Linked DNA regions of Homo sapiens: region 2 is linked to region 1. A link is a contact called in ENCODE Hi-C or POLR2A ChIA-PET data. All regions are on one chromosome and are shown on one strand. The core of a region is the stretch at or near the end of the contact, and the rest is flanking DNA. Distances in the headings are between cores, read along the strand shown. Region 1 holds the start of PSMA7 (proteasome 20S subunit alpha 7). Region 2 has its middle 14 kb from the start of LINC02970.

What was found. Hi-C counts contacts between places; a loop is a spot of excess contacts on that map. ChIA-PET counts read pairs that join two places held with the same protein, here RNA polymerase II (POLR2A). Pooled maps may share reads with other maps.
Region 2: a loop to region 1 is called in a pooled map, with 6 times the contacts of the local background. The contact joins the enhancer-like site here to the promoter of PSMA7 in region 1. A Hi-C loop is called at or near these places in 3 of 37 single-sample maps with no recorded cell type and 8 of 50 pooled maps. POLR2A ChIA-PET finds 5 or more read pairs at or near these places in 1 of 52 experiments (H1).

The regions. Positions count from the first base shown.
Region 1 is chr20:62,141,999-62,146,648 of GRCh38, reverse strand. PSMA7 (proteasome 20S subunit alpha 7) reads left to right here and starts at 3,255. Exons shown (of 7, transcript NM_002792.4): 1 at 3,255-3,441. The coding sequence starts at 3,346. SS18L1 (SS18L1 subunit of BAF chromatin remodeling complex) reads right to left here and starts at 2,880. Exons shown (of 11, transcript NM_198935.3): 1 at 2,760-2,880. The coding sequence starts at 2,828. RefSeq lists silencers at 2,404-2,453, 2,484-2,543, 2,664-3,373, 3,414-4,053.
Region 2 is chr20:62,615,018-62,619,516 of GRCh38, reverse strand. No RefSeq gene overlaps it. Among named protein-coding and RNA genes, the nearest start is that of LINC02970, 14 kb to the right of the region's middle. RefSeq lists enhancers at 846-895, 2,563-2,712. Within about 2 kb of position 1,281, at least 28 of the 41 ENCODE cell types and tissues checked have a DNase peak (open chromatin) inside an H3K27ac peak, as active enhancers do.

The sequences.
Region 1 (4,650 bases), core at 2,006-4,505:
AACAAGAGCGAAACTCCATCTCAAAAAAAAAAAAAAAAAAAAATGATCAAAGCAGAGACACGCTGGATGCACCTACAAGCCAGAGAACACCAAGGGCTGCCCGCAGTCATCAGAAGCCAGGAGAAGAGCAGGTAACTGACCCCTGGACTTGGGACTTCTGGTCTCCAGAACTGTGAGGGAATAGATTTCTGTTGTTTGAAGCCACCTGGGTTGTGGGAATGTGTCAAGGAAGTCACAGGACACGAACGCATCTGCTTATCTCAAAACGCTTCCACTGATGGGACCAGCGTCACAGATGATCCAGCACGTGCTCAGCACTAACTGTGCTCAGACACTATGAGAGGCTGGGGATCAGCAAAGAATAATCAGTCACATGCCAAACTCAGGAGCTCAAGCAAGTGCTACAAGGGCCACATGACTGCCGACGGAGCATGAGACGCGGAACACGTGAGTGAGGCTTTGAAGGTTGAGTAGAAGTTGGCCTGGAAGATCTCCACCCACACAGAATGCTGTAAGGACAAGGTGTAGACCTCTTTCTCCTTCACTACCAAGCAGAATGCTGTAAGGACAAGTTGTAGACCTCCTTCTCCTTCACTACCACGCAGAATGCTGTAAGGACAAGTTGTAGACCTCTTTCTCCTTCGCTACCACGCAGAATGCTGTAAGGACAAGTTGTAGACTTCCTTCTCCTTCACTACCACGCAGGCTTCAGAGGGGTCCCTGGCTTCTCTTAAAGCTCTCGGCATGACACTACCAGCACACACTGTGGACACAGCACACGTCTGAGGCATAGAACATACACCTCTCACACCTTTCTCAGCCTTCTCACACCTCCCAGTAAAAGATCCCTGGGTACATATATTCACCGTCAAAACACCAAGCCCAATACGCAGACTGCTGGCCCTACCAAGCCAAGTCAGCAGCCTAAACTGAAGGCCTATTTCCAATGGTCAGCAGGCTGAGTTTCTGCCCAGGGACCCACGGTCCACAGGTGCATTTCTTCCTTTCTGATCTGATGTTCGGGGCAGCACCTCAATACACACTTTTACCTGGAGAATTTGGGGAGCTTCAATGGAACTGTGTGCGAAGTGCAAATAATGGGATAAACGTTGCAGCCAAAGGTAGCTTCAGGAACAATGACTGTTAAGCTCCAAAAAACCAGAGTGCCAGGAGATGCTCTGGGTTCCAACATTTGCCTCTGAGCCTAGAGCTTGACCTCCGCCTGGCCAAATGTTCCCAGATCAAGGGGCACCAACAGAGCAGACCCTGGAGCCACCGTATGGGATCGACACCTGGCTGTGCCACTTACCAGCAAGGCATTTAGCCCCCCTAGGCCTCAGTGTCCACTTACCAGCAAGGCACGGCCTCCCTAGGCCGCAGCCTCTTTAGCTATTAAACGGGATGCCAGTAGCTTCTATGAAGAATTGGATGAATCAAGATTTATAAAACCCCTAGAACAGTGTCTGGGATACGGTAAGCGCCACATAAGTGTTTACTAAGTAAATTAAAATGCCACACTTGTAAATCTGTATTTCTGCTATTCTCAATCTCTCCTGTTCAGAGTTGGCCAAGGTTCTCATTTGTTAAGACCATCAAATTTCTAAAACTAGCAACAGCAAAGGTAGTCTCAAAATAGGCGATAGATTTAGGACAACTTCCACAGGAGACTGGCACGTCATCAAGGAATAACAGCCTCAGTCAAGGTCAAGGTGAACCCCCTTAGGGAGACAAGCGGCTCCTGGGAACCTAGGAATACCACTGTTTATCCCTGCAATCCCACCAGGGTGAAGACGGAGTCAGAGTTTAGGAAAAAAAACCAATGTCATTCCAACAGATGTTGTGACAACTGAAACGGGTATGGCTAATGCTGATTTTCTTCCGAATCTGTCTTCTACAGAAAAAACAGCAGAAAATACAAAGTCTCAATTTCAAAACTTAGGGCTTTGGATAACGGTGTCCCAAACCCACATAAACGCTGTCTCTTGAAAACCACAAGGCCGAACTTACGGAGCTAGAAGAAAGGTTGTGGAGCAAATCCGTCAAGTTTGTTAGGCGAGGCGGCTGGCGAGGGTGTCACGCTGAAACCCGGCGTAGCCGCGAGGATACGGAGGGGGCGGTGCGCTCCCTACGGGGCCGGGCTGCGTAACGATGCCCCGCAAATGGGGATCGGGACGCGTCCTTCCGTGCCTCCATCGTTCGCGCCTCGCTCCAGGAGCAAGAGGGGCAGCCCCGGCCACAGTCCCCGCGGTCGCAAGTGCGCCCGGAGGCCGACCCGGGCCCCTCACCACTAACCAAAATGAGCGCAGAAAACGAGTACCGCCCGCCGTCGCCACCGAAGCTGGCTGCGGAGCGCGACAAGCCCTCGCCGCGGCTCCGGCCCCGAGGGGTCCCCGTGCGCCCGGCATAGCCCAGGACAGTTCCCAGCGCGCGCCGCGGACTCGGGGGACAGCGCGCTCGGGGGCCGGCAGCCTCCAGCGTCCGCCCGGCCCCCACCGCCCAGTGCCCCGGCCCGAGGGACCCGCGCGCCCCAACAAAGTTGGCGCAGGCTCTCCGGGGACCGCCCCCCACACGGCCGGGTGCCCGCCGGCGCGCAGGCGTGGGACGCGGGGAAGGGCACGGGGCCGCCGTCGGGGCTCGCGGCCGCCCGGCTGCGCCCCGGCTTTGTTCGCGCCCCGCGCCCGCCAGCTGCCCGCGCCCCGTCCCCGCGCGCGCCCGCCCGCAGACCCGCCGCCCAGCGCCGCCGCTCCGGCCCGGCCCACCTTCTGGATGGTTTGCTGCGTAACCTCCCCTTTGCCTCTTGGCCGGGCAGACGCGAAGGCCACGGACATGGTGGCGGCGCGGGGCTCAGCCCGTGGTCATCGAGGTGGATACTCCGGCTGCGCTGGGCGGCCCGAGGCGCTCATTATCCGCAGTCGCGGAGGGGGGGAAGGGGGCGGGAGCGCGGGGGGCGCCGCGTCGTGGGCTCGTCCGCCCCGTCGCCGTCGCCGCGCCTCCGGGCCCGCGGCGCCGCCGCTCCGCCCTGCAGAACGGTCTGCGGCCCAGTGCCGAACGGTGGCCCCCGGCGACCCCCTCGCACCCAGCGCCCGGCCCTCGCCGGAGCACCGCCTCCCACCCCCGGCCACCGGTGGTTCGGCCTGACCCCGCCCCGGCGCGCGCCATCACGTCCGCCCGACGCCGCCTGACGCTGCCCGTCGCCGCCTGACGCCGCCCGTCGCCGGCAGCGCAGGACACGGCGCCGAGGGTGGGGCGCGGGCGTAGTGGCGCCGGGAGTCGCGGGTGCGCGCGGGCCGTGAGTGTGCGCTTTTGAGAGTCGCGGCGGAAGGAGCCCGGCCGCCGCCCGCCGGCATGAGCTACGACCGCGCCATCACCGTCTTCTCGCCCGACGGCCACCTCTTCCAAGTGGAGTACGCGCAGGAGGCCGTCAAGAAGGGCTCGACCGCGGTGAGGCGGCGGGGCCTGCGCGGGGCCGGGGACGCGGGCGGAAGTGGGGCTGGGGAGCCCAGAGAGGGCCGGGGCCGGGCGCGGCGCTGTGGGCGCCCGCGGGCGTGCGCGGGGCAGCGGCGCGGGCGGTCAGGGCTGTAGCTGAGCGCGGGCCCCGCTGCCGGTCTCCACGAGTGCCTGCAGAGGCGGCGTTTGGCGTGAGCCGCGAGCGCTCGTTCTCCCCACTCAGCGCCTCGCTTGGGGCCCGGCCTCGCGTGGGGCCCCGGGCACGGGGGCCGTGACGACGCCATCTTGAGCACCCCTGGCCCCGGCCGGGCGCGTGGGTCGCGCCGCCGCCCCGGCGAGCAGAGGCCGGGCGAGGGCCGCTCTGGGCCGCGGAGCGCGGGGGGTAGGCCGTGCGCTCGCTGGGGGGCTGTTCACGCAGCCGGGTGGCTGGGGAGCGAACTACTCAAACCCCCCTTATGGGGACCCCCACCCGCTCCGGGGCAACACTTATTCTCTAGGCCCAGGTGGGCTTCGAGAACAAAGCGGCTCGCTGGCCTGGCCGGTGGCGGGCGCCTCCCAGGTCTCCGCACTCTGCCGGGAGGAGCCTTCCCGGGGCCGGGCTGCAGCCGCCCGGGTCAGGACTGGTTTGGACGCGGCCGTTTCGTTTTGACGAGGGCTCGTGTACATTGACCTTAGTGACATTGTTTGAAACTTAAATTCGTACCATCAAGACGTGTCAGTTTAATTGGTCAGTCTGTGAGATCGTTATTCTTTTATCATCTGGTATTCAGAGGTTTGAGCAGGCAGAGAAAGCAGCACACACGGTTCTGTAAATTTTGATTTGTTTTCATTTTCTGAATCTTTGTTTTGAAATGAAGGCCCAGTATTCATCAGGTGATCTAACTCAGCTTAAAGAGGACTAGGAGTCGGCTGACCCCTGTACCCACCCCAATACTGCCACCCCCGCCAGCTGGCCGCCGCTGGCTTTAACGAACCCATATAGCTTCTCTGGGCCTCGAGTCAGTCGAAGGTCAAGTGAGTCAGTACCTGAGAAAGCTCCCAGAAAACCCAAACACTTCAGATCAATACTTCTCAGCCAGGGATGGTTTTGGGCCCACACGGAGCCACTGGCAGTGTGTGGAGACTTTTCCAGTGGTAAGACCTTGCAGAGGTGCTCTTGGCATTTGGAGGGTAGAGGCCAGGGACGCTGCTCAATATCCCACC
Region 2 (4,499 bases), core at 32-2,531, 470 kb before region 1:
CTCTGCTCTTCTAGATGCTCAGAACTCTTCGAAGCCTGCAGGTTTGAACACACCACCTAGCAGAAGCTCGGAAAGGGCGGCTTGCAGCCACACAGCTCCGCAGCTCCATTATCTGGTGCCCAGCAGGGGAGGGGGTGTGGCGTGTGAGTGGGCATGAGCGTGCACAGGTTTGTCGGCGTGTGTGTCTCTGTTTGGGGGGACTGTGTGTGGGTGTCCATGTCACTCTTCTGAGGCAGGGACAGTCTGGGCCGTGGTTCCTAGGATGGGACCAGAGGCCTCTCATCTCGCGCCGAAGAAACCCTGCAGATGAACAATCTGGTCTGGCATTTCAGAGACAGAGTGGCCCATCCCCCGACTGGCCCAGCATTTTGGGGATAGAGTGGGCTGTCTCCACTGACCCCCCGCTTTGTGGAAGGAAGCTCTGCTCACCAGCCAGGGGGCAAGAGGAGACGCTGCTCCCCGTGCAGAACCGGGGGCTGCTTTAGGTTCTTGGGTAGTGGGGCCCAGCCTGGAAGCTTCCTCTTTCTCTGGCCCCACAGTCAGCCCACACAGGATGGAGCCTTCAGGGAGGTCCCTGGTGGTCCTCCAGCCCTGGTGAGTCAGGAGCGTTGGGCGGGAAGGTCGGTCTGTGTGGCTGACCTGACACCTCCACCTGGGTGCATTTACCCGGGGGAGAGAATTCCTCCCCTCAGAGCCCCGGGGAGGGGCTGGGCTCTGGGGTTGCTGGCTGCTCCTGGCCTTAGCTGCCCGTGTCAAATGCCACATCCTGGGACCTCGTGATCTCAAAATTACTCAGACCTGGGACCCCCTTGTACAGGAAACGGCAGGTCATGTGGGGTCACCGGGGTTTCACAGTGAACTGTCATGGGGAACCAGAGTGGAAATATTTGCAAAGCCATCATTCTTTTCTTAGACAAAATCTCCCATCTTCTGCATGGGTGGGGCAGTTTTCCAAGGCATGACCTACGGATGTGGAGGGGGTTGGGGTTGTGACCTTTGGCTGGGGGCAGGTGGGGGTCAGGTGTGAGGCCAGACCTAGGCCTGGCCTCGAGTCTCTGCCCTATGCCATCTGTAAAATGGGCCCACGGATCCCTCCAGCCTCCTGGTCTCTGGGGGAGAAACAGACGAACCCTGTGGGGCTCTCAGGGCTGGCCGTGCAGGAGACAGGTCCTAGTGGGGCACAAACAGGAAGCCTGCCTGGGGTAGTGTCGGCTGAGGAGCCGCCACCCCTTCCTCCTCGTGTCTCACAGTGGGCCTGGCAGGCCGATTCGGGGCCTTCCCGGAGCTGCAGAGCCCTGGCATTGCTGAGTCACATCCGAGAACAGGAGGGTGGAGAACTCCCAGGCGGGGACAAGTGTCCTCAGGGTCTGCTGTCCCGCTGTGTGCCCGGAATGGCCTGACCCACCCACCTCCGGCTTCTCTCCCGGTTGTCACGTGAGACTGTGAGACCCCAAGGAGGCGCCAATGGCTTTTATTTCATCAAAATCTCGTGGATTTCAAGAAAGCAGAAGACCTGGGCCACTGTGGGTGTCACCCCTCCGGGTGCCCAAATTGGCTTTTCCTGGAGCCCCTTCCAGCGCCTCAGCTGGGCTCTGGAGTGACACGCAGAGTCACAGGTGCCCCAGGCTCACATCTTCATTGCTCAGTGATGTCTTGGCCCCAGGCAAGGCTGGGCCCCTAGGTGGCCTTGGGGCAGGGGACCCCACTGACCTCACTGACCACTGCCTCCTGGGATCATCCCAGTATGTGCTGGTGACTTCTGCATATGCTGCGGGCATTTTTCTATGCATAGACATATTATATTTTTGAAAATATAAGAAGGAATAAAAGGAAACACTCACCCAGATCCAGATCTCTGTAACTGCTGCATAAGCTGCCCCAGGCACTGTGGGGGCCCACCTGGTTCCTGCTGCCCATGAGGGAAGGAGGTCACCTGCAGGCCCACCTGGCCATTTGTCAGTCTTGGGGGCAGAAAGCCAACACCCTCGGGGTCTCATGAGAGCAGGGAGGGCCTCTAGCAAAGCCGCAGCTGACCACGGCCACACTTGTGTCCCTCGGGGCTGGCTGGGATCCGCAGCCACTGCGTTGCCCCATGGGAGGGAAAGACTCTTGCGGGCCCCGCTCCAGGGACGATGTCTCCATAACTCGGTGTAACTGGGAACCATTGAATCAGAGCACTTCTTTTTAAACGGTTTTCAGTCATGCTTGAGGGAAGGAGCCTGTTCTTCCACCGGTAGGTACAGCTGCCAAAGCTGACATCTCAGGGTCTTTTTTTAAAAAGTCTTTCTCGTAACTCTAATCAGTTCTGCATGCAGGAAGTCCAATTGGGCCTCACGTCACCACCAAATGCGTGGGGTTCCGGGAGGCACAGAGGCCCCAACAGCCCAATCCCTGCGTGGGGTCCACTCCTCTCCCTGCGGGTGTGGACCTGTGAAGTCCCCGGGGCCTTCCCACTGGCCTCCCAGGCAGTGCCTCTCCTGGCCATGAGAGGGCAGCCTCGCCCCTGCTGAGCCCAGGCACCCAGCGACCCCAGCTGGAATCTGCTGCTGTGTGGATGTCCGTCGGCCCCTGCTGGGAGCCCTCCTGGGACTCCTCGGAAACCAGCATCTCTGAGGAGGAACAGGAAGGTCTCTGATGAGCTATAGTCCCCACGGCCCTTGATGGGCACCCTGAGCAGGGTGGAGCAGCGGGGTGGATAGATTTGGGATCCCAGAACACTAAGGTGCAGGGAAGCTCAACTTCAGCATCTACCTGCAAGCTCCAGGTGCAGAGGTCAGAGGAGGCCCCCAGCACACGGGTAGGGGAGGCCCAGGTGCCTCTAATCAGTTCTGCATGCAGGAAGTCCAACTGGGCCTCACATCGCCACCAAATGCATGGGGATTACAGACGTGTGCCACCACGCCCTGCTAATTTTTGTATTTTTAGTAGAGACAGAGTTTTGCCATGTTGGCCAAGCTGGTCTCAAACTCCTGACCTCGGGTGATCTGCCTGCCTCAGCCTCCCAAAGTGCTGGGATTACAGGCTTCAGCCACCACCGCGCCTGGCCGGAAATACATTTTCTTTCCTTTTAAAAAACCAACACAAGTTCATTATAGAAGTTTAGAAAATAAGAATAAGTCAAGAGGCTGGAATAAAAGTTGCTTCTAATCCCACAGACCCTGAAAGATGGGGGCACTGGTTACCCAGGTGAATGAACAGCCTTACCACCATTTGAAACCATGACAGCATGTTTAGATTCTACTCATCACTTTGCCCCCTACCCACCAAAGGCCAGGACCCCTAACCCAGGAGGGCAGGAGAAGGGGGACTCCCTGACCAACTGGAATCTTGGGGGTAAGGGGCAAATGAAAGCATTGTTCATGCCTTTCAGAATGGGGACCCCTCCTCACTCTTACCCACCACGATCCCCAAGAGATCCAAGCCCAGCCCCAGGCAACGTGCCGGGTCGGCTGGTCGGTCTCTACTCTGCAGCCCCCATGATGTGACAGCGACCTGAGCCCGCACAGTGCTCAACATGTGATCGAGTGAAAGATCATAAAACACGCACCACGTTGGCTCATTTGACAGACATGTGCAGCATGAACATTATAAACACACTGGCGTGATGCAGATTCATGGCCTACACAGACAACAACATGCAGGAACATGTACACAGACAACAACACACAGAAACAACATGTACACAGACAACAACATGCAGAAACATGTACACAGACAACAACACACAGAAACAACATGTACACAGACAACGACACACCAAAACATGTACATGGACAACAACACACAGAAACACGTACATGCAACCGCTACCACCACCCACCATCTGAACTTTCATCATCCCAAACGGAGGCTCTGTCCCCATGAAACAGCAACTCCCTGCCACTCCTACCCCCACTCTACTTTCTGTCTCTACGCGTGTGGCCACTCTAGGAACCTCGTACGAGTGGAGGCACGCAGGACCTGTCTTTCTGTGTCTGCTTATTTCACTCAGCACAGTGTCCTCCGGGGCCGTGCAGTTCGTAGCCGGTGTTAGCAGTCCCTTCTTTTTTAAGGCTGAGTAATATTCCGTTGTGTGAATAGACCACATTTTGTTCATCCACCGAGGGGCGCTTGGTGGCTTCTACCTTTGGGCTACTGTGACTAAGGCTACTGGGAACACAGGTGTACAAGTGCAGAGCCAGCTTTCAGGTCTTCGGCCACATACCCGGTTTCCAGAAGCGGCACTGCTGAATCCCAAGGTGATTCTACTTTTGATTTTTGAGGACGTGCCACGCCGTTTGCCAGTTTGGCCTGTTCTGTGCTTCCGCTGGGCAGAGTCACTCAGTTCGCGTCGTGCGTGCCAGGCTGTCTCACGAGACGTTAGGTTGCGAGATGCATCCAGGTTGTTGAGCACAGCTGAGGCTGCTCCTTCACGGGGCCATAGTGCATGGCAGATCCCACAGTGTATTTACTCACACGAAATGGTTGGCAGGCGTCTGGGCTGCTTTCAGCTTGAGATA